Regions from separate parts of the Mus musculus genome. Here region 1 is linked to region 2. Evidence: chromatin contacts called from ENCODE Hi-C or POLR2A ChIA-PET data. All regions are on one chromosome and are shown on one strand. The core of a region is the stretch at or near the end of the contact, and the rest is flanking DNA. Distances in the headings are between cores, read along the strand shown.

Region 1 (4,805 bases), core at 389-2,888, 160 kb after region 2:
GTAAAACTTTTCCGGTCCTTACAGGCGTGGTGATGCTGGCGGCTCGCGTCTGCGGAGTGGGGCGGCTGGCTCCTGTTCTGCCCCCCTGGTTCGCTTCTTTCAAGTTTTGTTTTGTCCTAGGAAAACTTCTTGCGATGGTGCATTTCTCTGAAGTTGTTATTGCCGGAGCTCTTGGACGTCTCTGAAACAAGAGTCCCTTTTCATGTTCCTCGCGACACTCACAGTCTGGTGCGACATCTTTCCTTTTGGGTAGAAATTAGGAAACAAATATAACAAGGCAAAAATTGAACAGGAAAAAAAAATGTCGAATTGTTCTGTTACCTTGTTGCTGAAGGTTGGGGTTGATGTTTTATTTTTTCCCCGGCAGTTGTCTGGAGAAGGAGGAGGAAGAAGAGTGCATTGGTGGAGGTGGAGATGTGTGTGTGCATACAGGGAATCCTTGATACACAACCAACTCCTGTGGGCACGTTGTACCGCTCCTAGAGTACCCGACGGCGGGCGCGGGAGCAGGCGTGCCGGGGCAGAGTTGCAGCCGGAGCTAGCTCTGCGCCCGGATTCTCTCTCTTTCTCTCTGTCTCACTTTCCCTCTCTCTCTCACTCTCTCTCTCCCTCTCTCCTTCTCTCGAGCGCCCGCTCCCGCTAGGATCTGACAGTTCGCTCTCCGTCCCTCCCTCTCAGAGCAGGGACTGTCGAATGTTTACCCTCCGCCGCAAGCGCGCACCCACCACCACACTTTCCCAAATACAAGGAAGTCGAGCACCAGGGCCCCTGCTGATTGGCTACCCGCTGGGTGATTGGCAAGCCTGGAATGACTGGCTTAGGACGCCTGGCCCCCCTTCCGGCCGTTCCGATTGGTTGCTTTTTAATTTAGGCAGAGCGTCGTAGAAGCTGGAAATCTGTTGTCCCCCCCCCCCCGCCCCATCCTCCCTCCTCCGCGCCACTTTCCCCTCCACGCCCCTCCCCCTCCGCCCCCTTCGTCGTCCCCCCCCCTCGCTCCACCCCTCCGCCACATCTTAACTCTTAGTGTCCAGCCCAAACGTCTGCGTTCCCTTGGCGGCTCCCTGTGTTCGCGATTGGTCTGGGGGGGTTGGGAGAGAAATGGAAGAGAAAAGGAGGGGGCGGGTAGAAGGGGGACCAGGAGGAAAATGAAGAGGGGAAAAAAATCTTGAAAAATAGCAGTCTACCCATTCTACCTAGACTGCGTTGTGTCGCACCCCCACCCCACGCGAGAGATTTGTAAAGCGCGCGCCGCGGATGTACGTTCAAGCTAATACCTATAGACAGATGTGTCCCCACTGGTTTCAAAGTTTCCTCTTCCCTTCACGCGCGGGCCCCCATCTCTGTCCTGCAGGAGGTGGGAAAGGAAGGCTTGCCTCGCGCAGAGCTCCTGTGGCCAAGCTTCTTGGAAATCCGCCACTGCAACTTTGTGCAGCCGCGGCGCGCCGGCGGCGACCCTCTTTGTTTAAGTTCTCGGATGCCATCATCTGGGAAACCTGCAGCCCTGTACCAGCGCGGGGCCCGCGCGTGCGAGTCCGACCGCTTGCTGCGGCTGCTCGCTCTCCAACCCCCCCTCCCTCCTTTCCTCCCTCCCACCCACCCTCCTCTGGGATTCTTGCAAGTATCGTGCGTGCCCTTGTGAGTTTGGAGGGTGCCGGTCAACGAAGCCACGCGAGGTATTTGAAAGGCAATCAGCCCGACCGTCCCCCTAGATTCATCGTAAGTGTATTCGATCCCAATGCCTTTAGAATGCAGTGTCTGCCTCAGCTCGCCTAGAGGGCCTAGGGCTGCTAGCTGCTCACCCGCCCCCCACCCCGGTCCCCTTTACCGCTGACTCGTGTGTGTGTGTGTGTGTGTGTGTGTGTGTGTGCGTGCGTGTGTGCGCGCGTGTGAGTGTGTTCATTGGTGGGGTTTTCACTCGCTTGCTATTCTTGGGCATGGGGACGCTTTATTTTCCTCTTTCTTTGGGTCTCAGGTTTTGCGAGGTGGCTGTGACCGCTGTCGACAAGTGCTTTCTCAGCCGCAACCCAGCTGAAAGAGTTAAGGGGCCCGGGAGGAGGAGTGCGCCCGGTAGGCGGGAGAAGAGGGGGTGGTGTGGTGTGTGTGTGTTGGGGGGGGGGGGGACGACGCGGCCAAGCGGAAACGCCGCACAGAGGAACCTCAGCGAACCAAGAAAAAAGAGAAAGTGGCAACGAAAACAAGGACAAATTAAATCCTCCTTGGGGATTTCCAATGAACTAACCCAATTCGGACATTCAATAAATACACGACTCTTAATGAGTGTGCGTGTGCTTGCACCCCGCACCCTCAGCTGCAGGGCACCGGACCGCAATCTGCAGTTTCTAGTCCAAGCAGCAGCCGAGAACGTAACCCGGCGGTCGGTGTGCTCCGAATATAAAGAACTGGCCTGCCTTCTCCCCGATGCATAATTTCTCTAGAGGGCTCACTTCTGTGAACTCAGTTACAGAGGGAGCTCTCCAGCTCAGCAGCAGCCTCGCAGCCTCTGCGTGATCTCGAGATTAACCGTAGACGCGGGGCATTTATGTAGGATCGGGTCCAGCTCCTGCTTGCCGGGGTGAAAAGATACCATCGTAGAAACAGATCTAAAAGGCAGCAGTAACCAAAGCCCCAAAACAGAACGGATTCCCCCCTCCATTCCAAAAGGTTCCTTTTTATATTTATATATGCGTATATGTATATATAAAAGATGGAACACAGATTTCATTGAATAAATCTGAGATCTCCAGGTGCAGACGTTTGAATAGTCGGTGCCAGCACCCCGTGTTTTCCTTTCCTGCCGATTTTGCTTGGATCCGGCTCAAAAACCGAAAGAGTCTCGTGGTTTTGTTTACACTGAATGGGGAGGATAGGAACAGAGCCATGGGGCCGCCTTTCATTAATATACAGTGAGGATTTTGTCTAAATTACTGCTATGAGTTTCACAGTACACGCTTTCAAAAGCCGTCTCAGGTGGCCTGATGAAACGGGATAGCGCCTCAGCAAACAGATCCACTTTCTTTCTTTGCAAGGAGGGTGTGCACGTTCGGGAAGCCCCCCAAACGCTGTGCTCCTCAATAACAGAAACGCACTTCTGTTCCCAGGTCTGTCCCCTTCTCTCCCCCCACCCCCCACGTACTTAGTTCTCAAATCGCTCCCCAGCTTCCCCCCTCCCACCCCACCCAATCCTCCCCCTCCCTCTGCGGAGTGTGATTGTTTTGTCTGGAAAAAAAAATCCAAAGTATATAACAAGGGGAGAACAGTTAGTGCTGATTTTCATTTGCATACATTTTCATATATTTTGGTGAAAATAATAGACGAGAGAGAACCGGGCTTAGAGGAGTCAGTGTAAAGAGAAGGCTAAGGATAACTCGGCTCTGGAGAGTAGAGAATATGCCTTCTCTTCTGCCCCTCCAGGAACCTTACTTTTTTTTTTTTAAACAAAAAACAAAAACAAAAAACAAAAACCAAAAACCAAAAACCAACCACCACCTTTTATTTAAAAGTCTAACCTTGGGAATTTGCTGGGTAAGTGTTTTTTTTGTTGTTGTTGTTGTTTTGTTTGTTTGGTTTTTCTTGCTCTGCTTCCTCTTTTTCCTTCCTTTCTGGTGTATTGTTTATTTGTGTTCTTGAAGGTTTGGAAGCTTTATTTTCATTGCTTGGGAGGAGCGGGGAAGGGAAAGTGTGTGGAAGGGAGTTAGTAAGACAGGTCTGACGTTGCTAAAATAATACATAAAAAGGTGGACTGATTCCAATGGCCCTCACAGCAAGAGCTTTACCCTTCTGAGAGAGAGAGAGAGAGAGAGAGAGAGAGAGAGAGAGAGAGAGAGAGAGAGAGCTATTAATTTTAGTTGTTGATCATGAGAGGGGTAAACCCTAGAAATGAGTTGTTTACTAAACATAAATATTTCTTATTTGGAATTTTCCCCAGAGAATCAGGGCTGAAGAGGGAGATGCCTGGCCTGTCTTGGTGGGGGTGTCTGAATTGTGAGTCTGCCCAGATTAGGACAGGGAGCTGTAGGATCCAGTGAAGAGGGGAGGGGGCTGGCAACCAGAGGGCAGAGGGCTAGAGATGAGGAAGAAGTGAGGGAGAAGAGGCAGGAAGTCAATGTCCCCCTAGTTAAAGCTGCAAGTGGGGAGCAGGCGGTGTGTGCTGGCTCAGTAGTGAAAACCCATCAGAAAGAAGGTGATCAATCAAAACTAACCAGGATATCCTGGGTCTCCACTCCCCAAGGACAATGGAGCTTCAGTATAGAGAACCAGATTTTCCATGTTTTCTATTTTTGACAGTCAGATCTATCCCTCCTTATCACTATCTCCCGGTTTTATAAAATTCAAGGATATACTTACTTAAATAAATATGGCCGAAAGAAATAGCGATGCTAAGTCCAGGCCAGTGTGATTATGTTACTTTAGTGAAATGGTCTGGGGATGATTTTTTAAATGCTTCTTGGATTTGTTCTTTTGAAGAAAGCCACATTGGGAGGGGAGTATCAAATGTCTGAAATTATAGTGCACTTTTGTATACAGAACACCTTGCAATTTTGAATTGGTAATTTATTTGGAAACAGTTGATGCTAAATCAATGCAGTGGTTTGTAATGAGGGAGGAAGAGGTGTCAGTTGAGGAGGGGCTCAGCATCGCCAGGTTCCCTCCCCTTGTTTACAGCCTTGCCTCTGACTGGGGTTAACTCCGTGTGCTCCATTGGACCAGATGCCATATAGAGCTGCTCCCTGAAGATCATTTGTTTCCTTGATGGGGAACATTTCTGAGCAGAGCATATTGGTTGCCATAGAGAAAGAAATAAAAGG
Region 2 (5,339 bases), core at 18-2,517:
CATTACCAATAAACATATTTTGTATGCTACAGTTCCTCTCATATGCAATTATGTGTCTCAAAGAGATGTATAGAAGAAATAAAAATGTCCAACACATTTTCCAATTTTCAAAACCAAGAAACCCAGATGTTTAACAGATCAATGGACAAATTGGTTTATGTTACAACATCAAATAACAGAAAAAGGTGGCCAGTCATTTTGTAAAACAGTTCTAAGATCCAGCGTTTAACTTCTCGGCAATATCTGGTGGTAGTACTGCTTTTCCAACATTTCGTACTCTTTCTACTCAAACTGTTCTGTTTTCCAACCCCCACTTGTTTGACCGCGTGTTCTCAATCTCTTGAGACCTCTCTTTCGGCCTGTTCATCTGCCTACTCTTGCAGGACACCATCTGCGCGCTATTCCCTGGGTTTCCATTAGAACCTGCAAGGTAACAGGACTTCAAAGTTAGGTCTCCTCCTGTGTCACGGGCACACCCACCGAAAGGACTACTGGAAATCTCCGGTAGAATATGCCACAGACACTTTAAGTGCAATTACAGCCGAAGCTCGTTTTCTCCCACTTTTAATGAGCCACATTAAACGGGCGACAAGCAAAGACTCAAGCTAGAAATCCCAGCTTCACACCGACCCCGGAATTGAGCGAAGCGGTCAAATTCTGCTCTCCTAATGTCACACACACACACACACACACACACACACACACACACACACACACAAGTTTCGGGAAAATTACAAAAACTGAAATTCCGCAAACGCAGAGCACTTGTAAAAAGTCTCAGTTCGCTCCACAGACTGACTCTGCCCAGGACATCTTCCGGGTCGCGCAGAGTTCGGCTCCCCTTCTCCCCGGGACGAATCACAAGACCCAGGCAGCCACCCAACTCCATCTGCCGAACCCTTTGCTCCTCAAAGCCCAGGGAGAGGCTGCAGAGGATCCGTCCGCGGCCGATTCCCCGATCCCCAAGCGTGACCTCCGACCTCTACCTTGAGGGCTCTGGCAGCCCTGGAAGGTGGGCCGGCTTCACGTCACCCTACCACACGGACCGCCAGCTCCAGCTCCCAGGACCTTACCTGGAACCTGGTCCCTGTCTGCCAGCCAACCGCCGAGGCTGTCCAGTACCCGGGCCTCTGGCAGAGGCTAGCTCTAACAGCGGGAGTGAACCAAAGGGAAAGCACTCGGCCGCAGGACACACAGGGGGCGGCCATGTTGGCCGTAAGAAACATCCTGGCGGGAGGGGAAAGGGGTGGAGCCTGGAGACTGCGCAGGCGCAGACCTCCCAGGCGGAAGCGCTTCCTTAGCAATTGCAACTAGGGGCGGAGTTCTGTAGTCCAGCCCCTCGCCGCTGATTGGGTGCGCGGCAGCAGGTTGCCTTGCACATGGCTTTCGGCTTACTAGCAGCTGTAGTCCTAGCTGAGTTCCTGGTACCCACGCTCAGACAAGCCTTCCACAGTCTTATTCTCACTCCAACAATCCAAGCTGGCTTTCCTGTCCGCTTGCCTTCCCGCAAGGGCCTTCTGCTCCCCCTTGAACTTGCCCGTTTTAAAGATCTGTTTCAAGACATTCTTCTTCCAGCAACTAACCATTCTGGCTTCCAACACATTGTGTTGACTCTTAGCTGTCTGACCCACAGGCTGAGGAAAAGCACCTCCCTGCTCAACTTCATGGCTCTCCCTGATTGCCTCTGAGCCTTAAAGCCATTAAGAGTGGCTGCAGACACAGGAACTGTCTTTGCCTTCTGAAACTTGAACTTCCTAACCCTAAGTCTAGGGTTATCTCTACCAGATACAAGTGGTTGAATAAATCACTCTTAAAGGGTTTTCCAATGTTGAAAATTATCATTGAATAATTTGATAATGTTGAAATTATCATTAGAAGTTTAAAACATACTCAGAAAACGAGATCAAGGTGACCGAGTAAGAGGCTGAGAAGTTAAAAACACTCTATGTTCTTTCAGAGGACCTGGGTTTGGTCCCCAGAACTCTTGTGGAAAATCACATCTATCTATCTATCTATCTATCTATCTATCTATCTATCTATCTATCTATCACATCTATCACATCTATCACATCTATCTATCTATCTATCTATCACATCTATCTATCTATCTATCTATCTACCTATCTATCTATAATTACAGCTCTAAACAATCTGACACCTTCTCTGAATTTCAAGGGGATCAACCATGTCTGTGATGTACAGACACATATACATACAAGCAAAATATTTATACATGTAAATTAGAAATCTGTTTTTTAAGTTATGAAGTAAGTGCTGGCATCGTACAGTTATCACCTCATAAAACAGCTCTAGGGAAATAGAAATTGCATAGCTTCAGAAAAATAGAAGAAAAAAAACCCCTCCAAATAGGATGCTTGTAGTAAAGGGGGGAAATCATTATTTTCCCCTTTGTTTGTTTCCTTTACATTAGTGAAAATCTCTTCATTCAGTGGCAGAAGTCCAGGACTAGTATTTGGAGAAGAAGAATAAGTTAGAGGCGAGGCAGTGCTGGCCAGAAAAGCAGGTAGGCTAACTCCAGATCTTTACCTCTCCCTCTATCTCTCCAAATCCAATCCTCTAGTCTTATCTGTAGCAGAACTGCTGTGGCCTCTTCTCACTCTCTGATCCCATTCCCAGGGGACTAAACAGACCCTGGTAGATCACCCACCTTCCCTCCCTCTGCAGCCCTCCTTACTTCCTCCCCTCCAGCCCATCTTCATTCCTAAATGTCAGCTCTCAATACCAAGAAACACATTGTACCTGGAACCCCCAGTAGCCACAACTGGCTGGATCTGAGAAGCATTCTACCAGGCAACACACAGCCACCACAGACTCCTAAGAACCAGAGAAAACAAACAAACAAAAAACAAGGAAAAGAAACCCACTCAGCAAAAGCAAGACCAGATGTCAGCACCTGGAATTACAAACATCCCCAAACCCAGATGCCTACATGCCATCATAAAAACAGAATAAAAACCAGCCAGTATAACATGTCTCCATTAGATCCCAGCAACAGGCCCGAGAACTGAAACTTAGTTGAAGACAAAGACTTTAAAGTAACCTTCATGAATATGATAGAGGTACTTAAAGAGGAAATTAATAAACCCCTTTAATAAATCTGAAAATACAAACAGTGGAAGGAAATCAATAAAACAGTCCAAGACCTGAAAGAGAAAACAGGATCAATAAAGAAAACCAAAACTGAGAGAAAATCTGAAAATAAAAAATTTAGGGACTCAAACAGGAACCTCAAAGGCCTCACAAACAAAATATAAGAGGGGGTAGTGAGAATCTCAGGCATAAGGGCTCATATGTAAAATAAAATGGAATTTTGTCAAAATAACAGTAAAGAGATTCTCAGGCTTTGAAGACACCATAAAGAAGCTGATACCTCGGTCAAAGAAAATGTTAAATCTAAAAAAAAAAAAAAAAAACCTGACACAAAACATCCAGAAAACTGGGACACTATGAAAAGACTAAATCTAAGAATAATAGGAATAGAGGAAGGTCAAAGGCATAGAAAACATTTTCAATGAAATCATAAAAGAAATTGCTTCTAACCTAAAGAAGGAGGTACCTATCAAGGAACAAGTCGCTTACTGAACACCAAATATATTGGACCAGAAAAGAAATTCCTCTTGACACAAATAATAAAAATATTAAATGTACAGAACAAAGACAGAGTATTAAAAGTTCTAAGGGTAGAAAACCAAGTAACATATAAAGGCAGGCCAATTAGAATTACAACTGATTTCTCTACATAGATTTTAAAAGTCAAACAGGTTAGGTTCATGTTCTACAAGCTCTAAGAGAACACAGATGCCATTTCAGACTAGTATACACAGCCAAACTTTCAATCACAATATATGAAGAAAATAAGACATTCTGTGATTTAAAAAAAAAAAATCCAAGCACTATCTACAAATCCAGCCCTTTAGAAAGTGCTAGATGGAAAACTTCAACCAGAAGAGGTTAACCACATCCAAGAAACAAGAAAACCTAGGAATAATAATCCTAGACCAATGTCTTAGTCAGGGTTTCTATTCCTGGACAAAACATCATGACCACGAAGCAAATTGGTACCAGCATAGTGGGGTATTCCTGTGACAACCTGACCATGTTTTGGGGAGGACTGTGGACGAACTTTGGACCTTTGGGTCAGAAGATCCATTCAGTGTTAAGAGCTCTGTGGGGTGTTGTGTAGGAGCTTGGAAGATAATGTTGAGAACAGTGCAGAAGATGGAGACCTGGCTTGTGAAATTTCAGAGGAAAGATTAAAGACTTTTAATCACAATCAAAGCTATTTTGACTGTGAAGATTCTGTGGTTCTGGTTAGCTGGGGCTGAAGAATCAGTTGTGATTAACAAGATACCAGAACTACTAAAGTGAAAACTTTGCATTAGTGGGACTATTGATGCTGGTTAGCTGGAGCTAAGAAATTAGCGGTGATTAAGAAGAGACCAGCATCATTAAGATGACATCTTCTGGGAAATGTTTTCTGAGAGGACAAAGAGGCTGTTCCAGAGATAACCAAGGTTGTACCTCTTGCTGCAGCAGGACTTGGTAATGTGTAAGAGTCACCCAGGTGGTACTGGTTTTGAAGGCATGAAGGGGTCACGCAGAGCAGCTGAGGCTCGGCACTGTGAGAGGCCATGGAAGGCCATTGGTGAAGGTGCAGCCTCAATTGCAATTGATGGCCCAGGACTGAATGAGTCATGCAAAGGAGTTGAGGCTTGGCATCATGAAGAAAGCCTATGAGAGGCTATTGTTGAAGCCTAGTTACAGTGGAAGACAGCAGCGTTTTGGAGATGCCAGTACCATGAGATGACCACCAAGAACAGCAGCAGCAGTAAAGTACAGGCAGCTGGAGCCTAGAGGACGACGTGTGTGCTACAAAGGGCAAGGCTGGAGAAGTGACCCAAGCCCTTGGAGGAGCCTAGAAGATCATGAGTAGATCCCAGACATTGGACAGTTGGAGTTTGATTTTTCTTTTGATTGTGACTGTGCCCTGATATTTTTCCCTCTTGAAGGAAGTATTTTAGTGGAGTCCACAGTTAAGGGACTTTTAATTGTAAAAACACTTTGGATTTGAAAAGATATTGGATATTTTAAAGTGATTGAACTTTTAATATGTGAAGACTGTGAGACTTTTAAAGTTATTTAGATCTTGGGGGTGAATAAGAAACTAAGGGTTGAGGCTTACTAGTGATGTGTTTGTGTGTCAAGTTGACAAGGGGTCAATTGTACTGGCTAGTTTTGTGTCAAGTTGACACAGGCTGGAGTTATCACAGAGAAAGGAGCTTCAGTTGGGGAAATGCCTCCACAAGATCCAACTGTAA

Evidence for each region. Hi-C counts contacts between places; a loop is a spot of excess contacts on that map. ChIA-PET counts read pairs that join two places held with the same protein, here RNA polymerase II (POLR2A).
Region 1: a map of heart shows a loop between it and region 2 (2.0-fold over the local background). The contact joins the promoter of Pantr1 here to the promoter of Mrps9 in region 2. A Hi-C loop is called at or near these places in 1 of 37 maps with a recorded cell type or tissue (heart). POLR2A ChIA-PET finds 5 or more read pairs at or near these places in 1 of 5 experiments (Patski).

Annotation. Positions count from the first base shown.
Region 1 is chr1:42,691,658-42,696,462 of GRCm38, reverse strand. Pantr1 (POU domain, class 3, transcription factor 3 adjacent noncoding transcript 1) reads left to right here and starts at 1,638. Exons shown (of 4, transcript NR_027826.2): 1 at 1,638-1,716. Pou3f3 (POU domain, class 3, transcription factor 3) reads right to left here and starts at 695. Exons shown (of 1, transcript NM_008900.3): 1 at 1-695. The region is part of intron 1 of Gm46091 (predicted gene, 46091); the gene reads right to left.
Region 2 is chr1:42,847,161-42,852,499 of GRCm38, reverse strand. It overlaps Mrps9 (mitochondrial ribosomal protein S9), which reads right to left and starts at 1,267. Exons shown (of 11, transcript NM_023514.4): 1 at 1,074-1,267. The coding sequence starts at 1,208.